Linked DNA regions of Mus musculus: regions 1, 3 and 4 are each linked to region 2. The links are chromatin loops, found by intact Hi-C in ENCODE. Cell type or tissue: left cerebral cortex. All regions are shown on one strand.

Region 1 (5,000 bases), 330 kb after region 2:
CAAACACCACAACAGAATCAGTCGAAAAACTGACCGGGGGTTGGCGGGGGGGGGGGGGGGGGGGGGGGGGGGGGAATCACAAGCCATACTCAAATCACACCAAAATCAAACCTGCTAAAAACACAACCCCTCAATCAGAAATCTAAGAAACATAAACTTAAAAAAAAAAAAAGAGTGCGTGTGTGTGCGTGTGTGTGTGTGTGTGTGTGTGTGTGTGTGTAGTCTGCGTGTGTGAGCATGTATTTATATGGAGGCCAGAATCAGGCATCGGACCCCCGGAGCTGGAGTTACAGATGATTGTCAGCTTTCTGGCCGGGGTGCTCTTAGCCACTGAGCATCTCTCCAGCCCTTACGGAGGTATTTTATACGATCATGGCTGGCAGGGAGCAGTAGCTTGGGCTCTTACCCACATTCACCAGTCCTGCTGGAACTATGGCAACAAGGTATCAGCCCGATTTGCAACCACTATGGCAACAATATATCAGAATGATTTGCAACCACAATGACAAACAGTACTGCAGAGCACGTACAGCCAGAACGTGAGTTACCATGTGGCCCTCCCTCCACCCCACTTGTGGGTACACACAGGAAGAAAGCAGGCACGCAGGGAGAGGTCCGCACCTGTTTGGTGCGGCACTGCTCACAATAGCTTCGAGTCGGAAACAGCACCTGCCCATCAATGCATGAAGGGCTGAACAAAATGTGGTACACACAGACAATAGAATATTATTCAGCCTTAAAAATGAAGGAAATCCTGTCATGTGGTTAAATCTCTAGGACATTATGTTAAGTGAATGGCCAAGCCAGTGACAATAGATAAAAAGTCCACAGCTTCACTTATGTGAGGTAACTAATGCAGTCAGATGCAAGGCCCATAAAGAGCGTGGTGGCTGCCGGAGGCTTTAAAAACCACTCTTGGATTAGAAATTCAACCGTAGGCATTTACTATTTTAAAAAGCAATCATGGCCCAGAGTGGCAGTGTATGCCTGTAATCCTAGCACAGAGAAGGTTCAGGGAAGAGGATATGAGTTGAAGGTCAGCTTGGGCTACACAGTGAGGCCTCATCACCACCACCACAAACCAAAAGCTGAGCGTGATGCTGTGTGCCTGTAGCCCTAGCTGTGCAGAAGACTGAGGGGGGAGATAAGTTGAGGCCACATCAACCTAGGCAGCAGAGCCAGGCACTATCTCAAAAAAAAAAAAAAAAAAAAGGTGGCCCTCATTCAATCTAATGCAAGCACTGGCTGACATATAAGTGTTATCACAGTTACAATAACATAGTCAAAAAGTATAATTAAGAGTTTTAAGCCAGGCGTGGTGGCACAGGCCTTTAATCCCAACACTTGGAAGGCAGAGGCAGGCAGATCTCTGAGTTCGAGGCCAGCCTGGTCTACAGAGTGAGCTCCAGGACAGCCAGGGCTACACAGAGAAACCCTGTCTTGAAAAACAAAACAAAAGAGAGAGAGAGAAAGAGAGAGAGAGAGAGAGTGAGTTAGTTCTAAACCAGGCCAACAAAGGAAATTTGTAATTATTATAAAAGAGACATTTTTAATAATAGATATAATGTCTATTGCCCATAACGGAGGAAAAGAAATTCATTCTCAGGTGGCAAAGTCTTGGGGAATAAAGGCTCCTGTCCTCAAACCTGATAACCCGAGTTCTATCCCTGGGACCCATGAGGCAGAGAGAGATAACCAACTCCTGCACCCAGCTCCACGGATATATCAATCATGGTGTATGCGGGTGCACACATATAAAATAGACGCAATTTTAAAAAAGACATTTTCAGGGCTGGAGAGATGGCTCAGCGGTTAAGAGCACTGAGACTGCTCTTCCGAAGATCCTGAGTTCAAATTCCAGCAACCACATGGTGGCTCACACCATCTGTAATGTGATCTGATGCCCTCTTCTGGTGTGTTTGAAGATAGCTACAGTGTACTTACATATAATAAATAAATAAATCCTTAAAAAAAAAAAGACATTTTCAGCTGGGTGGTGGTGGCGCGTGCCTTTAATCCCAGCACTCAGAACTTTGTAAAATGTCACTCTGCACATTAAAAAACATTTATATATAAATGTATAAAATACATAAAAGAGCCACCTAGAAAGAGAAATAAGAAAAATGAGATAATGATGTGATAAATTCAAATTTTAAAACCAGCTTCTAGAACAAAGTCAGAATGGACATATGAGAGGCCATGGCTCCGCAGGTGAAGTCCACTCTGCTCAAGCATGAGGACCTCAGATCAGATGCCCAACATCCATGTAAACATCTGGGCACAGCAGCGCAAGCCTGCAACCACAGCAGGGAGTGAGGGGGGTGAGCACTGGCAGACCCCAGGAGCTCGCTGGCCAGCCAGCCTAGCAGAACAGATGAGCTCCAGGTTCAGTGAAAGGCCTCGCCCCAAAAACAACGCAGTGGGAAGAGGAACAGCACGCCCAACAATGGCACACTTACACACAGACACTAGCACATGTGTGCACACACGATAAGGTGGAGTGTGAAGAGGAAAAGAGCACTTGACACTGGTCACCTGGCTTCATTTTCTCTCTCTCTCTCTCTCTCTCTCTCTCTCTCTCTCACACACACACACACACACACTCTCTCTCTCACACACACTCTCTCTCTCTTTCTCTCTCTCTCACACACACACACACACTCTCTGTCTCTCTGTCTCTGTCTCTGTCTCTCTCTCACACACACACACTCACACTCTCTCTCTCACACACACACAGAAACATTACGTAACATACAAAGCAAACACTCACTGGTTTGCCTGAAGGTCTTCAATCTCCAGAAGGACGCCCTTCTCATGCAGCCTCGCTGCTGTGTACTTCAGAGAAATCTTTTTGCTTTTCTTGCCTTTCATTTCCCTAGGCTTTTTGGAGACCCTGGGAAGATTAGGAAAAAGACAGGGATGTTAATGGGCATCAGGGACATCAAAGCTAAGAAAAGTAACCATGGGGAGAAGATGGGCCTCCACAGGGTGGCAGGGAAGTGGGCGGGGTGTGAGTGGGGGTGGTCCTCAGCAAAGACAACTGAAGACTGACCGTGACAGACAACTTCTGTCGCCCATGCACTTCCAGTTTACTCTCAGAAAACGCCTACATTGGCAGAGCAGCACATTTTAAAGAAGCTGGTGCAGACATTTTAAGTAAAAATTTGAGATTTGTTATTTTATGTGTGTAAGTGCTTTGTCTGCCTGTACGCCTGCGTAGGCATCGGAGTCCCTGGGATTTCAGTTACAGACAGCTGTGCGCCTCCACGTGGGTGCTGACAATTGAAGCTGGTTGCCTTGGAAAAGCAGCCAGGGATTTTAACCACTGTGCCACTCTCCAACTCCATCCATCGGTTTTGGTTTTGGTTTTTGTTTTGTTTGGTTTGGTTTTGCTTTGCTTTGTTTTTAAAGATTAAACAAAAGTTCCTCGATATGACACAGTATTCAGCCATTCAAAGTGAAGACCTACTGTGTCTGCCTAGAAGACCTAAAAATGTCAACGGGGCAAGGAGGACAGCTAGACCTTGGTTTCTAAATGAAGTTAGGGCAGCTTGGAGAGATCTTCACTCTAGGCCTGAACAGAGCAAACTACAAATTAAACCTGACACAGAATTCATCAGAAAGCCAGAAAGCACAAAAGACAGCCCCAACAAGGACGAACACGCCGCTAAAGGCTCCAGGGTAGTAGGGGACCACCTCTACATACTAGCTCCATCCCCCCCACCCAAGGATGCGCATGTGAGCTAGAGGGTCGGGGTGTAGGAAACACAATTTAAATTCCAGAGAATCCATGGGAAGGGCTCATGGGTGTCTTCTTCCTTCAACCGTTCTGAGGTTTGAAATTTCTAAGAAGAAAAGGGTGGGAGCTTGCAGTTTCTTCCCTGTAAAACGCAGGCTCAGGTTTGTGACCAGCACAGGAAAGCCTTCCCTGGAGCCTGTGATCCTGCCTACAGGCATCGGGAGCCTAAATGTTTATAAAGTCTTTCAGAGGTTGGTCGGTTTGGAGGCCAGCCTGACTCATGCTAGAATTACAGGTGTGCACCATCATGCTTAGTGGGAGATTTGGAAGCCAAGTTAGATGGTCCCCTTCCAGGATTCACTGACATCTAGACTAAACCAATACTTTACAACAAGTACTTAGAAATAAGCATCTCCAAGCCCCTTCCCATCTCCCCCACATCACACCAACAGATGGAGCCAGGCAATTGTGCAGACATCAGAAGCAAAACCAAGAAGTGATGCAGCAGGTAGGTCCTGGGTGCTGTAGTTCAGTGACAGTCAAGTGAGGCGGTGACACATACCTTTAATCCCAGCACCTGGGAGACAGGGGCAGGAGGATATCTGAGTTTGAGCCCAGCCTAGTCTACAGACTGAGTTCCTGACCAGTCGGGAGACAGTGAGAGCTTATCTCAAAAAAGAAGAAAGAAAAATCCAACCTCAAGCCAGCAACATGACTTTGCCAGTAAAGCCCTTGCCGCAAGAGCCTGGAGACAGAGTTCAGAAGGTCCTGGGAGTCGGGGCAGACAGATGGACCAGCCCTGGAGTTGTCCTTTGACATCTACACACACTCCCTCCCCTTCCCTCCCCACATTAGCAACAGGACATTTGTTTTGTTTTTTCGAGACAGAGTTTCTCTGTGTAGCCCTGGCTGTCCTGGAACTCACTTTGTACACCAGGCTGGCCTCAAATTCAGAGATCCACCTGTCCAAGTGCTGGGATCAAAGGCATGTGCCACCACTCCCCGGTAGCAACAGGACATTTAATAAAAACTAAAACACTTGTCTCATTGTCACGTTAGAAGCTGTTTCTAATTCTCTCCATCCCCTAATTCCCACCCTGGAATAATGAAAAACAAAGACTCACTTGCCCTTGCTGGCCAAGTTATCCAAGCAGGTTTTGATGTAGCTCTTGTAGTAGTCCACCTGCTCGCCGTAAAAGGTGGCCTTAGAGTTCAGCGCCGAGTACGTCTGCTGCAGTTTTACCAATTCAGCTTTCCTCCT
Region 2 (5,000 bases):
GAGCAGCCCCCACTCCCTGGGCACTAGCTATAGGTCTACTAGACTGGGTTTTCTCCCTGCCAGGAAGAAGAGCGAACCTTTGCTGGCTTCCTGGTACTTGCGCCTGGCCTGGGTGCTATCTCGTACCAGGGTCCGGTACTGAGTCTTCAGCTTCTCAATGTCCTGGCTGTGGGTCTGGAAGGAAAAGGGAGGTCAGGGCGCGGAGGCAGACCCTTACGCCTGGGGCAATCACATCTGAGGCAAGGTCCTGCCGCCCAGGCTGTCAGGTTAGAGGAACTCATCCTTCCCAGGGAGTCTGGAGACTTGTGGGGAAGGGGGCTGCTAAGGTCAGGGTCAGAGGAGCTGCTGAAGGAGGCAGGAAAGAATTCGGGACAGGCTCCTACTATCCTTCCTGGTGGCAGATATGTAGATTCATATGACCCTATAGTCAAAAAAAAAAAAAAATTCCGCCGGGCCCCTGAGCCATCGCCCAGTCCCTGGTTTTCTGCCTTTGAAATGTATTCATGATGCGGAAGGGTGGTGGTGGTGCACGCCTTTAATCCCAGTACTCGGGAGACAGAGGCAAGCAGATTTCTGAGTTTGAGACCAGCCTGGTCTACAAAGTGAGTTCCAGGACAGCCAGGGCTATACAGAGAAACCCTGTCTTGAACCCCCCCCCCCCAAAAAAAACCTCCTTAGGCTTGGTTATCATATTGAAATTCTTTTCCTTCTCATAATTTTTTTTTTTTGAGGTAGGGCCTCACTACCTCAAGACTATTCCAGGCTTACCCAGGACCCATTCTGTAGCCCAGGCTGGCCTCAAATTTGTCACAGTCCTATCTCTGGAATGCTGGGATTACACACATGAGCCACGACACTCAAGTTCACACTGAGTTACTATTTTATTTTAAAATTTTGTTCCATTTATGTATATGTGGTTGTATGTATGTACAGGAAGGCATGCCCACCAAAGCCAGAAGAGGCTGTCAGATCTCTGGGAGCTAAAGTCATAGGTATTTGTAAGCTTTGTTTGGTGTAGGTATTGGGATCTGAATTCTGATCCTCTAAAAAAGAGTAAACATTCTTAACACTAAGCCCTACAAAATCATGCTTGTGTGTGTGTGTGTGTGTGTGTGAGTGTGAGTGTGTGTATGTGAGTGAGAGTGTGTGTGTGTGTGTGAGTGTGTGTGAGAGAGTGTGTGTGAGTGTGTGTATGTGTGTGTGTGAGAGAGAGTGTGTGTATGTGTGTGTGTGTGAGTGAGAGTGTGTGTGTGAGTGTGTGTGTGAGAGTGTGTGTGTGAGTGTGTGTATGTGTGTGTGTGAGAGAGAGTGTGTGTGAGTGAGAGTGTGTGTGTGTGTGTGTGAGTGTGTGAGTGAGAGTGTGTGTGAGTGTGTGTGAGAGTGTGTGTGTGAGTGTGTGTATGTGTGTGTGTGAGAGAGAGTGTGTGTGAGTGTGTGTGTGCTATGGTGCACATGTAGAAGTGTCAGAAGACAAGGTGCAGGAGCTGGGTCTCTCCTTACTGTGAGTCCCAGGGACCAAACTCGGGTTGTCAGGCAAGGCAGTAAATCAACCTTCACACACCGAGCCGCCTCGCTAGCTTTTTGTTTTGTTTTGTTTTGTTTTGTTTTGTTTTGTTTTGTTTTGTTCTGGGCAAGTTCCCCTGCTCTATAGCCCAAGACAGTCTGCAACCTATGGCAATCCTCCTGCCTCTATTGATTGAGTGCAAGGATTATAGACCACCATACACTTGTCTTTTACCTTAACTTCCAACATTTTTATTTTGCTCAGAGCCCTGCACAGTATGTTCCTGGTAGTAGGAACAGCGGGTGGTGGCCCAAGACTGGAATGCTCAGCCCAGTTCTCTTGCTTGGATGCTGGGACAAAATGTGCAAGCTTCATTTGGCTTCTTTGAATCTCAGGTTCCCCATCTGTAACTGATTGAATCCATAGACTTTGCCAGTCTTTTTTTTTGGGGGGGGTATGTTTTTGAGACAGGGTTTCTCTGTGTAGCTCTGGCTGTCCTGGAACTCACTCTGCAGACTAGGCTGGCCTCTAACTTGGAGATCAGTTTGCCTCTGCCTCCCAAGTGGTAGGATTAAAGGCGTTCACCACCACTGCCTGGCAACTTGGAAAGTCTTAAAGAGCCAGCTAGTATATATTTCGAGCATGTAGGTCATAGAGTTCTGCAGGAATTACTCCATTCTTTCGCTGAAACATAGGATCCCAAACGATGGGAGGACAAATGAGCATGAAACCCTTAACTAGAATTGAGTTAGGAAAGTCTGGGAAGGCGGACCACAAGAGGGCGCTGTGGGTCCATGGTAGGACCCAGCTCTGTGGCAATGAGGGGTGTGGTACTGGGAGATTGACCAGTGAGTGAATTGGGGAGAGAGGCACCCAGAGACAAAGCAGCTGCCTGTAACCCAGCCTGTAGCTGAAGAGCTGCTGGGACTCAGACCAGGGCAGGATTCGGCCTCTGGGGCCCTGGCGGGGTCCACTCTAAGCACACTTGCCCCCCCCCCCCAAGTCCCTCACAGTGGCTCAACAGGCCCTGTAGCAAGTTAGCCAAAGTTGTGAGAGGAAAGGAGGAAGCTGCAGCGGCAAGGCCACACAGGCCATCCTGGAGCTGGGCCTGCGGTCAGTGACTTCTGCTTCCCTAAGCACTCTTGTGTAAAACTGCACCTTATTGCGACAGCGTCCTCTGGGTGCCCGCCTACCTTGGTGAGCTCCTGCTGCAGCTGCTGCCACTGCTCGTTGTACGTCTTTCTCAGGTGCTGCCGCTCCCGGATCAGCACGCTCAGTTTGCTCAAGGGCCCCGAGTTCAGATCTTCTGCATGCTGCCGCAGCACCCGGCTCAAGTTCTCGGTCTGGCTTGTTATCTCTGCCCAGGACTACAGCACATTGTGGGATAGGGAAATGGGAAGAACAGGGCAATGGCCCGCAAGCCTGGGTTTGCATCCTTTCCAACCCCACCTCTAAGCGGGGAGGTGATGAGGGCAAGTGAATGGGAGAGCTCACGGAAGCTCACCTGGCTGACAGGGCTGTCGGGGCCGCTGCTCCAGCTCTGGCCTCCGCTGTCCTGCAAGGACATGTGGTGAAGCAATCCTGCATATTCCCGGTCACTCTTGACCCTCTGGGCCATCCACTTCCTCATGCCCTCCAATAAGCGCAGCTCAGCTTCCTGCATCTGCTGCACTGCCCCGTGGCCCTGGGGGCTGCACAGCTCTGAAGAGAAGCCCATAATGGTGTCCTGGGGACAGAAACCGGGTCATTCAGTGGAGACAAAAGAAGCGGCTGGTGATGGAAGATGAGGCTACGGTCGAAGAGGGCTGCGGGCGGGACATGGGTGGGGTTCTGCTTAGAAAAAAAAAAAAAATACCAAGAGGTGCAGAGAGCAGCCTGGACTGGGGCTGGCCCTTCTGCTTCCGATGTACTAGACTAGATTTCAGAGCCAGTGGTCCTGTTTCCAGGAACCAGACTGGAGGTCCCTAACAGGACCCTTCCCCCACACCATTCCTGGGTGTTACCGACTCCTGCCCTGCCCAGGGCCTTCAACAGTGCTGGACTGCGGCCTCCGGGAGCCACCGAAAAAAAACCCTATCACTGGGCTTTCCTGCTCTTCCCAAGATCCTAGCCCCACCCCCATCAGGTTTCAGGTTCCCAGAACACCCGCCTGGCCCCTTTCCGGTGCCCAGCCCTGCCCGTGTTCCACATAAACTCCTGGATCTCGAAGGTGGAGTTACCTTTCTCGGGCAGCTGCTCCTGGGGTAGGTGGCGGTGGACCGACTAAGGCCCAGAATCTGCCGGGCCAGTTCCTGATTCCTGCTTCCTCCTCCGTGGTTTCAGTTGCCCTAGGCCGCGGGGCGGGTCCACTATAGGGAAGAGAGAGCACAGCCCACCCCCCCATCCTGCTCCCCACTCTGCGTGCCCTGGGCCACAGCCTACAGCGACAGCTCAGCCACGGAAACGGAAGGGAGGAGGAGGCCGGCAAAGAATGGCCATGCGAAGAGTGGCCTGTGAACCAGGCACTCTCCAGGGTCCCGCGAACGCGGGGGAAGGAACCCAAAATGCAGTGGGGATGGACTCAAGGTGAGGCCTCAGGCAGGGTGTTGGGACCCCCGGGGCACCCAGGGTGTGTGGACTAATGTGAATCCTGACAGCGTGCTAGGGTGCCAGGGGGACATAGAGGAAGGAAGCCTAATCCTGTCCCTCCTCTGGATTCCCTAAGGAGACCTCAGGCGCCAGCCACTATTTGCATATAAAATCTCCAAGTCAAAATCCTAAGCAGAGGCCTGCTTCTCGGGCCCGGGTTCCGGTAGCACCCTTTCTCTCAGGCAGGGCGTTGAGTCTCAGTGGCAGCCTGGGCCAGCGTGGGGTATAGAACTGAGGAGAAATTATTTCCCCATGAGGGACTCAGGTTCCCCCAGCCATTCAATCCTGGTTTGCTGGGGTTTTTTTTGTTTGTTTGTTTTGTTTTTTCTTTTATTTTGAGAAAGGGTCTCTCTGTGTAGTCCTAGAACTTGCTATGTAGATCAGGCTGGCCTCAGATGAAGAGATGCCCTGCCTCTGCCTCCCAAATGCTGAGATTAAAGGTGAGCTCGGCTAGCTGTGATAAACACCAGAACTGAAAGCAGCCTGGAGAGAGAGATTGTCTGATTTAAGGATTAGAGTCCACCACCAAGGGAAGTCAGGGCTGGAGCTGAAACAGGAACCACGGAGGACACTGCTCGCTGGCCACTTGCTTTCACAGGCACCCCAGGATCTTTGTATGGGAAGGTAGACACCCCCAGTACACCGGGCCTTTCCACATCAGCCAGTATCAAAATGCTCCACCGACTTGCCCACAGGCCAATCCAATGGAGGCAACTTCTCAACTGAAGCTTCTCTTCCCAGGTGACACTAGCTTATGTCATGATAAAACCAAGGAGCACACAGATCTGGGTTCACTCAGGATCCCCTCAGACCTCAGCAGTGGAAGCCCTAGACCTCTTAGAGGCATTTAAGCCTTCTGACTTAAGCC
Region 3 (5,000 bases), 190 kb after region 2:
TTCGCGTTCCTCTGATCTGCCTCGAGCGGCCGTGTCATTTCTCCACAGCTGGCTGTTTGAGTTTCTCCCCTTATGACTGACTGCTCTTTATCCTTGGGCCATGTCTGCATTAGGCTCTGACGATGCGCCCTCTGATGTAAAGGGGCCTTTGTATTTGGGGGTGATTGTGCATGCTTCTGTTGCATGAAGTGTGTATCGTTTGTTCTTTTCCTTTGCTGTGGGCTCCAGCTCTAGGAGACTGCTTTTTAAAAATAAGGTCAAACCTTAGGCCTTCTAAAGATTTTTGCTTAGAGGGTTTTTCTCTATTTCAATATAAAAATATCTTTATCATGTTTCCTTCCAAGACCTCAGCAGTTTGGCTGATAGTGGGGACCAGACTGTCCTTCAGAGAGGCTGACGGTCCACCCATGCTACAGCTCTGAGCACAGGCAGAATTTCAAAGTCTTTGTTACTGATGAGCAAGATATATGCATGTATTGGTGTACATATGGGGGCCAGAGGTTGACGTCATTTCTCTTTCCCAATTCCTGCCTCCCTCCCTACTATTTTTTTTTTAAAGTTGAAAAGGGGTCTTCTCTTTTCCAAGGGAATCCTTTATTTGATCCACTGAGGTGGGCTTGAGGGATTAAATAAGATTTGGACCACATGTGCATGCTGTACAGAGGCAGGAAGCCACTTGTAGACCTGTAGAGCATTTTCCTTCTTGTTCCTTGTTGGGAGCTTGTTTGTTGTTGTTTAGGGCTTTTGAGACACTATAGTCTGGCCTCGCCTGGGACTTAGTTTGTGTGTGTATATGTGGGTGCGGGTGGTGTAAGTATGTGCTAATGTGAGTTTGTGCACATGTGTGTATGGTATCAAATGCATGTGTGTGTATTCAAGTATCTATCTCAATCTTTCTCTACTTTATTCTTTGAACAGGGTCTCTCACTGAACCTAGAGCTCATCGATTTTGCTAGGTTGGCTGGTCAGTGAGTCTCAGGGACCTGCCTGTCTCTGCCTTCTCCAGCGTGTTCTTGCAGGCATGCACCTCTGCAGCAGGCTACAGAAGATCAGACTTACATGGCAGGTGATTACCAAGTGAGTCACCTCCCCAGCCCCTGGCCTGGCACTCTGGGTAGCACAATGAACTTCCTGATTAGTTCTCTTGAATGGCTGCTGTGACATGTGTGTAAAACTGCACCCGCCTTTCTTGTGGTTTTAAACTCAACCTTCCCTAACCTGTCAGGTCTGGATTCGTATGCAAATAAGGGTCTTTAGCAGGCACCTGCATTTTTTTTTAATATGTAAGTACCCTGTAGCTGTCTTCAGACACACCAGAAGAGGGCATCAGATCTCATTACGAATGGTTGTGAGCCACCATGTGGTTGCTGGGATTTGAACTCAGGACCTTCAGAAGAGCAGTCAGTGCTCTTACCCGTTGAGCCATCTCGCCAGCCCGGCACCTGCATTTTTAACAAGTGTGCATTTGAGAGCCACATTGTCATCCTCACAAATGAGATGACCAGGGATACATTTTTTTTTTAATTTCAAAAATAAAAACCGGGCTGGAGAGATAGCTCAGCAGTTAAGAGCACTGACTGCTCTTCCAGAGGTCCTAAGTTCAATTCTCAGCAACCACATGGTGGCTCACAACCATCTGTAATGGTATTTGATGCCCTTTTCTGGTGTGTCTGAAGACAGAAACATTGTACTCATATACATAAAATAAATAAATCTTTAAAAATAAAATAAAATAAAAACCTAGCCCAGAGGCTGCTCGTGGGCTCTGGAGGACTAGAAGCCTAGAGATGGTTGCCACATGGCTATGGAATCATCAGTGGGTGTTTTCCACTGGTGATGGGGCCCTTTTCGAGCAGTACTGGGATCCAAAATTCTTTTTTCCTTAAGGAAAAAAAAAGTGTATATGTATCTGGGTGTTCAACCTTTACATGTATCTGTGTACCACATGAGAATCCCTCCCCTCCCCACAGGGCCAGAAGGTTTCATATACCTTGTGGGTCTGCAGTTGTGAGCCACCATATGGGTGTTGGAATGACTTCCAGGCCTCTGGAACAGCAACCAGTGCTCTTAGCCACTGAGCCACTGCTTTAGTCCCTCAAACACGAGTTCTTGGCTATGCACTCATATTGATGTTACGATAAGAACATTAACGGAGAGGCTGGACAGACAGCTCAGTAGTTAAGAGCACTGGCTGCTTTCCCAGAGGACCTGGGTTTGGTTCCCAGCACCAGTATCAGGTGGCTTACAATCACCTGTAACACCAGCTCCAGGGGATTAGAGCCTCAGAGGGCACTTGTGATTCCATGTTCATATCCATGCTCAGACACATAACACCTACACGTAATTAAAAACAGTAAAACTTAAAACAAAACAAAACAAAACACTGATGGATTGGTCCCTGAGCCTCCTGTGGTCCTCCATATTGAAGTTCCGTGGCATCCTGTCTTTTTCTTGGCTTTGGTCTCCTCCTTCCCTTTCCCTTGGGGTTTGAACGCCTTCCAGTCTCTCCATCTACCTCTGAACATAACTTCTCATGCGGCTCCACAAGATGTTGGAGCCTGAAAGGACTCGGGGCTCAGTCTGAAAGCTGCTGGTAGCCACACCAAGCACGTGGAGATGGACTGGCACTCTAAAGATGCTGAGAAGTCTTTTAGCACAAACCCCTCTTCACTATGCAGCTACCACCCTAACCCTACACAGGTCCCCATCTGTGCACCCTGTCCTCAGCACCCAGAAGGACCAGTGCTTGTCCCAGGAATGCCGACGTTCAGGCCCCCCAGGGGAGGAGTGGTTAGCAGCAAGTGGCTGCTGCCACCCTGTGGGGTCACACAGGAAGTTCCTCAGAGCCAAGCCAAGCAGCTTCAGAAAGCCTGAACTGGAAGTCACATATCATCAGCCCCCACTGCCCTGCCTGATTGCAAAGGGAGGGCAGAATCAGCCATGTAGGTCGTGGAGAGGCAGAGTTTGGACGCCACAGGCTGTCCTTAGGGAGTGTGCGTTGGCAAGCTAGCCAGCTGATGTGCCGACACCAGGGCTCCAAGGAGAATGTCGGCAGAGCCCCTTGCATGGACTGAGGAATCGCTCAACGATCAGGCCTCCCAGAACCTTCTCTCTGGAGCATGGCCATTAATTTGGTTTAACTCCCAGACTCTCTGTCTCTCTTACTAGTGCTTCAGACTCCTGAGAGAGTGCATCTAATGGGCTGCGTGGATGGGCCAGCATTGTGGAATTTCATGGCCCAGTTCCGGGAGGTGAGGGCCCAGGTAGCCTCCAGCTTGCAGAACTCCGTCCTGGGCCCAATAAAAGACCTGTAGATGTTTGCAGAGGTTTGTTTGTTTGTTTGTTTTTTGGAGAGAATCAAAGCCCCTGAAGAAACCACCAGAGGAAAAGCCTGATTTTAAAGGGTTGGAACAAGTAACAAGCAAACATTGTTAGAGGTTGGTCTGGAGGCTCCTGAGGCTACGTAGGCATTGGTATCTTGAGAAGGTAGAGCAGAGCTGCCGGCTCCCAGCTGCTCTGGAGCCAGCACAGCTGCAGAGGCAGCCATGAGACCTTTCTGAGTAGTCCCAAACACTAAGGTGTTCACTTCAGAAGTCGTGGGCCCATTGCTTCTCAGAAATCATTTTCTCATGGTTTGAGGTCTTTGTAATAAAGGACTCACTTTAATATAAAGAATAACCAGAGGTGGTGGGATAGGCCTGTAATTCCAGCACTGGGGAGGTGGAAAACAAAAAGTGGGGAGTTCAGAAGTTGTTCTCAAAATGCAGCAGTTGGAGACTGGTATGGACTATAGAACAATAGCTAACAATAAATAACAATAGCAACAGAATCCAAAGACTAACAGCAGAAATGGAGGATGCTCATCCTGTAGTGATGGGGAGGGGAGGTGGGGCGTCCCTCTCTTTATCTGATAAAGAAACTGAGGCAGAGAGCAACCACCAGCTTGCCTCTTTTTCACAGTAAAGGGTGGAGGGCAGACATTAACCCCAGTGTCTCACTAGAGAGTCCATATGCTTAGGCCCCATGTCTGCTCCTGAATGGGGACCCTGTTTGCTTCTATGGTCCTGGCTGATGTCGGGATGTTTCTTTTCACTCCCAGAAGGATCTGGTTTGGGCAATGCATGTCCTTTGCTATCACAGGAAGACACTGGTGGACAGTTTGCAAAGCCTAGCCTACAGCTGCTGTGTCCATGGATTCTGGCCCCTGGGTCTCCTTCTCTTGGGCCCCTCCTGTGAGATGCTTCATGAAGCAGCTAAGATTTCCTACTTCAGGGGCTCGTGTTGATACTCAGAAAACCATTCAACTTTCTCCCTGCTCCCTCCCAAGGGAAAAGCAGTCTGTCCTTACCCATGTTGTCAGCAGTTAGTCTGTCTTTATCCATGGTGTTGCCATTGTAGTTAGGGGTGGGCAATCACAGCCCAGAAATAGAAAATGGAAAGTTCCAGAGATGCATTTTTCTCTTTCTCTTGGCCTTTTTGTTTTTGAGTCAGAGCCTCAGGTAGCCCAGGATAGCCTCAGATTCACTATCCTCCTGCCTCCACCTCCAACGCGCTCAGGCTACAGGCATGTGCATCACAATGGGGAAGTCTTGCTTCCCCACGGGTATATGTGAACCAGAGGCAAGGACTGTCTAAATCAATTCTGACTTCCCAGTTCCCAGCTCAGTAGCCTCCAGCACCATCTCTCTCTCTCTCTCTCTCTCTCTCTCTCTCTCTCTCTCTCTCTCTCTCTCTCTCTCACACACACACACACACACACACACACACACACACACACACACAGAGTCAGGACTGCCCGGTTATTTTCTTTAGTTCCAAATTCTAACACTTCAACCATCCATCACCAACTCCGAGTCAGGACTCCCGTACTTATATTGGGAGGCATAGCAGCACAGTAGTTTTTTTTCTTGTTTGTTTGTTTGTTTGTTTTTCCCTATCAATTTCCCCCAGGCATCAGGCATAAATCAGGCTGTTGTAAAACCTTCAAGGTTGGCAGCAGA
Region 4 (5,000 bases), 460 kb after region 2:
GAGGCAGGCATAGACCATATCTAGTTTTTACATGGGTGCTGGGTCTCAACTCAGGTCCTCCTGCTTGATAGCAAGAATTTGTACTGACTAAGCTGTCTGCTCGTGATTCTAGCTGTTCACTTTATTCTATCAGGGGACAGGGTCTCACAAGGCACCCAAAGCTGGCCTGAAACACCAACTTCTCCCGTCTTAGCAGCAGCAGCAGCTGCTGCTGCTGCTGCTTCTTCTTCTTCTTCTTCTTCTTCTTCTTCTTCTTCTTCTTCTTCTTCTTCTTCTTCTTCTTCTTCTCCTTCTCCTCCTTCTCCTCCTCCTCCTCCTCCTCCTCCTCCTCCTCCTTCTTTTTTTGCTTTTTCGAGACAGGGTTTCTCTGTGCAGTCCTGGCTGTCCTGGAACTCACTCTGTAGACCAGGCTGGCCTCCAACTCAGAAATCTGCCTGGATCTGCCTCCCAAGTGCTGGGATTACAGGCGTGTGCCACCACTGCCCTGCTTCATCTCAGCTTCTGATGGTGTTTATGCTCAGGATGAAAATGAATTCCAAGTAGACGAGAGATGTGCTTATGAATACAGAGCAAACACAGTGCAATGCTAAGGCTCATAACTCCAAAGCACAGTGCTGGTTTTTGCTTTATACTGAGCACTTGAGTTTGGTTACCAATACCTACTTAAAACCTGGGTGCAGATAGGCAATAGTGGTGCACAACTTTAATCCCAGCTCTTGAGAGGTAGAGACAGGCAGATCTCTGAGTTCAAAGCCAGCCTAGTCTATAGAGCAGAGTGAGCGAGTTGCAGGTCAAGGCTACACAGAGAAACCTGTCTCAGAAAACAAACAAAACAAAATAAATATCTGGGTGCAGCAGACATTTGATTCCAGTGCTGAGGAGGTAGACAGAGGAGGTACTTGGGACTTGCTTGCTGGCAAGCCTTTAGCCAAATTGGCAAGCTCCAGGTTTAGTAAGAGACTCAGATCAAAAATTTTAAAACGAAAAGCAATTGAGAAAGGCATCTGACTTCTATCTCTGGCCTACACACACACACACACACACACACACACACACACTCAGGCTAAGTTATTTCTCTGCTGGTGAAATGAGCCAATTCAATCCAGATTAGAGTAAGTAATGGCAGGCTTTTGGGGAAGCCTCTCTCAGGCAAGTTCACTGGTCCCGAGGAAGGAGGTCTTGGGGTGGGAGACAGAGGAGAGGAGGAAGAGACTGAGAAGGAGAAAGGAGAAAGAGCACACACATGCAGGGAGAGGGAAAATGCAGAGAAGGGAGAGAAGAGAGAAACAGGGACCAAAATGTCTGGATTATATAGGAAAGAACCTCTGGGGGAGGGGAAGCCCAACCTCTGGGCTAGAAAGTTCAGGGTAGAGGGCAGGGTTTGCCAAGTAGACTGAGGGATGCTGGGAGAACCTGGAGGCCAGGTCTGCTTTGCTATGTTAACTATGCAACCGAGCTGTTTGTAGTCTGAATCTCAATAACACAAACACACACACAGTGTGTGTGTGTGTGTGTGTGTGTGTGTGTGTGTGTGTATGTGTGTGTAGAGGTAGCTCATTGGTTAAGAGCACTTCTGGACTGCTCTTCCAGAGGTCTTGAGTTCGATTCCCAGCAACCACATGGTGGCTCACAGCCATCTGTAATGGATGCCCTGTTCTGGTGTGTCTGAAGAGCTACAGTGTAATCATACATAAAATAAATAAAACTTAAAAAAAATACACCACATACACACCACACACAAACACACATACATACTACATAAACACACACAGAATAAGGAATTGAATGTTGCTCAATGGTTAATTGTATGGTTGTAATGGTTGTTAGTATTTACAATAGCCCAGACTCATTTGCCAGAACATTCAAAACAGAAACAAATGAACCAAATTAGGGTATGGACTTTTATATGTGATATTTATAGACATATAAAAATGTATGTCTCATTTAGCTATGTAGAACTGAAGATGTAACACCTGTGAGTTACATTTCCACTGTTCTACTGGAATGCCACACACACAGAGTCTCCCACAGGTTCCTAGCTCCTAGTCCTTCAAGGGAAATAAACAGAATTAGCTGTTGGGAGGGTTGCTGCCCTGAAGGCTGACAAGTTCACTGTCAGGAAAGTGAGGACCAGTAACTAACCTCTTATGTGATGCGGCAAAGAAGACAGAGATGCCCAACACATGGTACTAGAAATCCCTTTGGGGCTGAGTGTGGTGGTGTGTATTTATAACTGTAGCACTTGGCAGATAAGAGGATCGTTACAAACTAGAAGCTAGCCTGGCTTACAGAGCAAGACTGCCTCAACTCAAAAATAAAATAAGTTGCTGGGGCTTCCAGGTATGGTGACCCACACCTGCTACCCTAGTTCTTGGGGAGTTCAAAATCACAAATCCTTGGCTCCAAATCCTGGTTCCACACCAACCTGGGATACATGAGACCCTGTCTCCAAAACGGAAAGGATAAATCAGCCTTGAGGGTTGGCGAACTTTATCTCTTTGGTTCAGTAAAAAAGGCAAATTAATGAAATCCGAATTTGGATTGAAACTCTCTGGAAAGGGAAATGGTTTGTTATCTGGAGCCGGAAAGGACTTCAGTAGCTGGCAAGAAGTGGAATCAGAGTGGCCTATCTCTGAAGGACTGGCAATGTCACCCTGGGGAGAACTTGCAGGGGTGTCAGATAGTGACACCTTGTGGTGGCCAAGAGTAATGACAGAAACAGTCCAGTGCTTGGGGGATTGGACTTTCCTTCTGGAGTGTGAAAGACCGCAGGTCTATAGGGAATTACTTGTGCTCTAGGACCCAGGGAATCCTGAAGCAGGCTCAGTGTTAGTGAAGCTAGTTGATAATCAGTCTGATTGTTAAGCTGAACATGATGGCTCAGATCCGTGATCGCAGCTTTAGGGATGCTGGACAGGAGGGATGTAGAAATTTGAAGTTGCCCAGGGCATTGGTGAGTTCGAGGTCAAGTTAGGCTACAAAGTAAAATTCTGTCTCAAAAATCCCAAACAAAAAACTCAATTCCATCCTTCTCCGAACCTAAACAAGGCAAAGCAAAAACCAGCAACAGGGGCTGGAGATGTCTCAGCGGTTAAGAGCACTGACTGCTCTTCTGAAGGTCCTGAGTTCAAATGCCGACAACCAAATGGTGGTTCACAACCATCTGTAATGAGATCTGATGACCTCTTCTGGCATGTCTGAAGACAGCTATAGTGAACTTACATATAATAAATAAATAAAATCTTTAAAGAAAAAAGAAAAAAAAAGAAAAAAAAAACCCAAACCTCATGATTCCCAGTCTCTCTCACTGCTTTGGCTTGTTTGAGACGGGGTTTCTCTGTGTAGCCCTGGCTGTCCTGGAACTCGCTCTGTAGACCAGGCTGGCCTTGAACTCACAGAGATCTGTCTGCCTCTGCCTCTGCCTCCTGAGTTAAAGGTTTCCCAGCTGGGACCACCTGGCTTCACTTGTGACTTTTTACATGGGTGCTAGGCATGAAATTCAGCTCAGCAAGCCCTTTGCCCGCTGTGCCACCTCCCCATCTGTACCGTTAACATTTTCTTGTGGCTAGAACAGGAAAAATGTATTCAGCATCCCTAAGACTACGTATTTGATGTTTCTCTCCTGTGTTGTTCTCACAAGGCTTGTCCCATACATGCACACTGTATTTTACCTGTTCTTTTACCCACATGGAGACCTTCTATGTTAGTATAGAGCGGTTGCCTCCTTTTCTCCTCCTCCTCTTCCTTTATCTTCTCTATCTTCTCTTTCTTATTCTTCTTTGGACTAGCAACTGAATTTAAGACCTTGAGGTGTGCTCTACCATTAAACTATACTCCTAGCTCTGCCAAAGGGGGTGGAGGAAATGGCTCAGTGGGCAAAGACCCTGGTCCCAAGCCCGGGGCCTGTGCTTGATCCTGGGAGAACCAACTTCTGCAAGTTGTCCTTGAACCTCCACATGTGTGGCATTCGTGTGTCCTCTCACACTCACACATTTACACACTAATAATAATAAACTAAAGGTTAAAGGAATGGCTGAATAGGTATAGAGAGACCAATTATATCTTTTAAACAGATCTCCATCTAAACCATTAAACTATTTCTACTTTTTGTTGCAAGTACTGCTGTGATAAACATCCATGTGGCTATCTTTTTTTTTTTAAAGATTTATTTATTTATTATATGTAAGTACACTGTAGCTGTCTTCAGACACACCAGAAGAGGGCGTCAGATCTCGTTACGGATGGTTGTGAGCCACCATGTGGTTGATGGGACTTGAACACTGGACCTTTGGAAGAGCAGTCGGGTACTCTTACCCACTGAGCCATCACACCAGCCCTCTATGTGGCTATCTGTATCCTTGATTCTATATATAAGGTAGAATCCTAACAAGAGAAGGGCCAGATTGTCTCCTGGCAATCGCTGCCACCAGCAACAGCATGAGTGGGAACTGTATCCTACCCAGCTACTATCCACTATCACACTGGACCTGTCTTCCTTCTGGGCATGGTGAAGTGTGCCTAGGATTCTAGCACTTGGATGTGGATGCAGTAGGATCAGAACTTCAAGTTCAGCCTGGGCTACATGTCTAAATAAAGAAAGAAGTGGGGCCAGGCATGGTGGTGCACGCCTTTAATCCCAGCACTTGGGAGGCAGAGGCAGGTGGATTTCTGAGTTCGAGGCCAGCCTGGTCTACAAAGTGAGTTCCAGGACAGCCAGGGCTACACAGAGAAACCCTGTCTCGAAAAAACAAAAAACAAAAACAAAACAAAACAACAAAACAAAGAAAGAAAGAAAGAAAGAAGGAAGGAAAGAAAGAAAGAAGAAAAGAAAGAAAGAAAGGAAGGAAGAAAGAAAGAACGAAAGGAAGGAAGGATTTATTTATTTATTTATTTATTTATTTATTTATTATATGTAAGTACACTGTAGCTGTCTTCAGACACACCAGAAGAGGGAGTCAGATCTCATTACAGATGGTTGTGAGCCACCATGTGGTTGCTGG

What was found. Peaks named below come from ENCODE experiments on the same cell type or tissue, not always from the same donor. Only the 100,000 strongest peaks of a DNase experiment are listed, where the experiment ranks them.
Region 1: a loop joins it to region 2, with 3 times the contacts of the local background. A loop is called at or near these places in 11 of 42 quality-filtered maps.
Region 3: a loop joins it to region 2, with 5 times the contacts of the local background. A loop is called at or near these places in 36 of 42 quality-filtered maps.
Region 4: a loop joins it to region 2, with 3 times the contacts of the local background. A loop is called at or near these places in 9 of 42 quality-filtered maps.

The regions. Positions count from the first base shown.
Region 1 is chr7:80,718,099-80,723,098 of GRCm38, forward strand. It overlaps Iqgap1 (IQ motif containing GTPase activating protein 1), which reads right to left. Exons shown (of 38, transcript NM_016721.2): 35 at 4,864-5,000; 36 at 2,771-2,893. Among named protein-coding and RNA genes, the nearest start is that of Crtc3, 32 kb to the left of the region's middle. In left cerebral cortex, a CTCF peak has its summit at 1,902 (motif pointing left); a DNase peak (open chromatin) is centred at 3,145.
Region 2 is chr7:80,384,114-80,389,113 of GRCm38, forward strand. Fes (feline sarcoma oncogene) reads right to left here and starts at 3,833. Exons shown (of 19, transcript NM_010194.2): 1 at 3,724-3,833; 2 at 3,009-3,230; 3 at 2,698-2,871; 4 at 78-174. The coding sequence starts at 3,221. In left cerebral cortex, a CTCF peak has its summit at 2,284 (motif pointing right); DNase peaks (open chromatin) are centred at 2,287, 2,632 and 3,938; H3K4me3 peaks cover 1,642 bases; H3K27ac peaks cover 1,360 bases.
Region 3 is chr7:80,577,760-80,582,759 of GRCm38, forward strand. No RefSeq gene overlaps it. Among named protein-coding and RNA genes, the nearest start is that of Gm42398, 24 kb to the left of the region's middle. In left cerebral cortex, a CTCF peak has its summit at 2,816 (motif pointing left); a DNase peak (open chromatin) is centred at 2,818.
Region 4 is chr7:80,847,240-80,852,239 of GRCm38, forward strand. No RefSeq gene overlaps it. Among named protein-coding and RNA genes, the nearest start is that of Zscan2, 11 kb to the right of the region's middle. In left cerebral cortex, a CTCF peak has its summit at 2,699 (motif pointing left); a DNase peak (open chromatin) is centred at 2,669.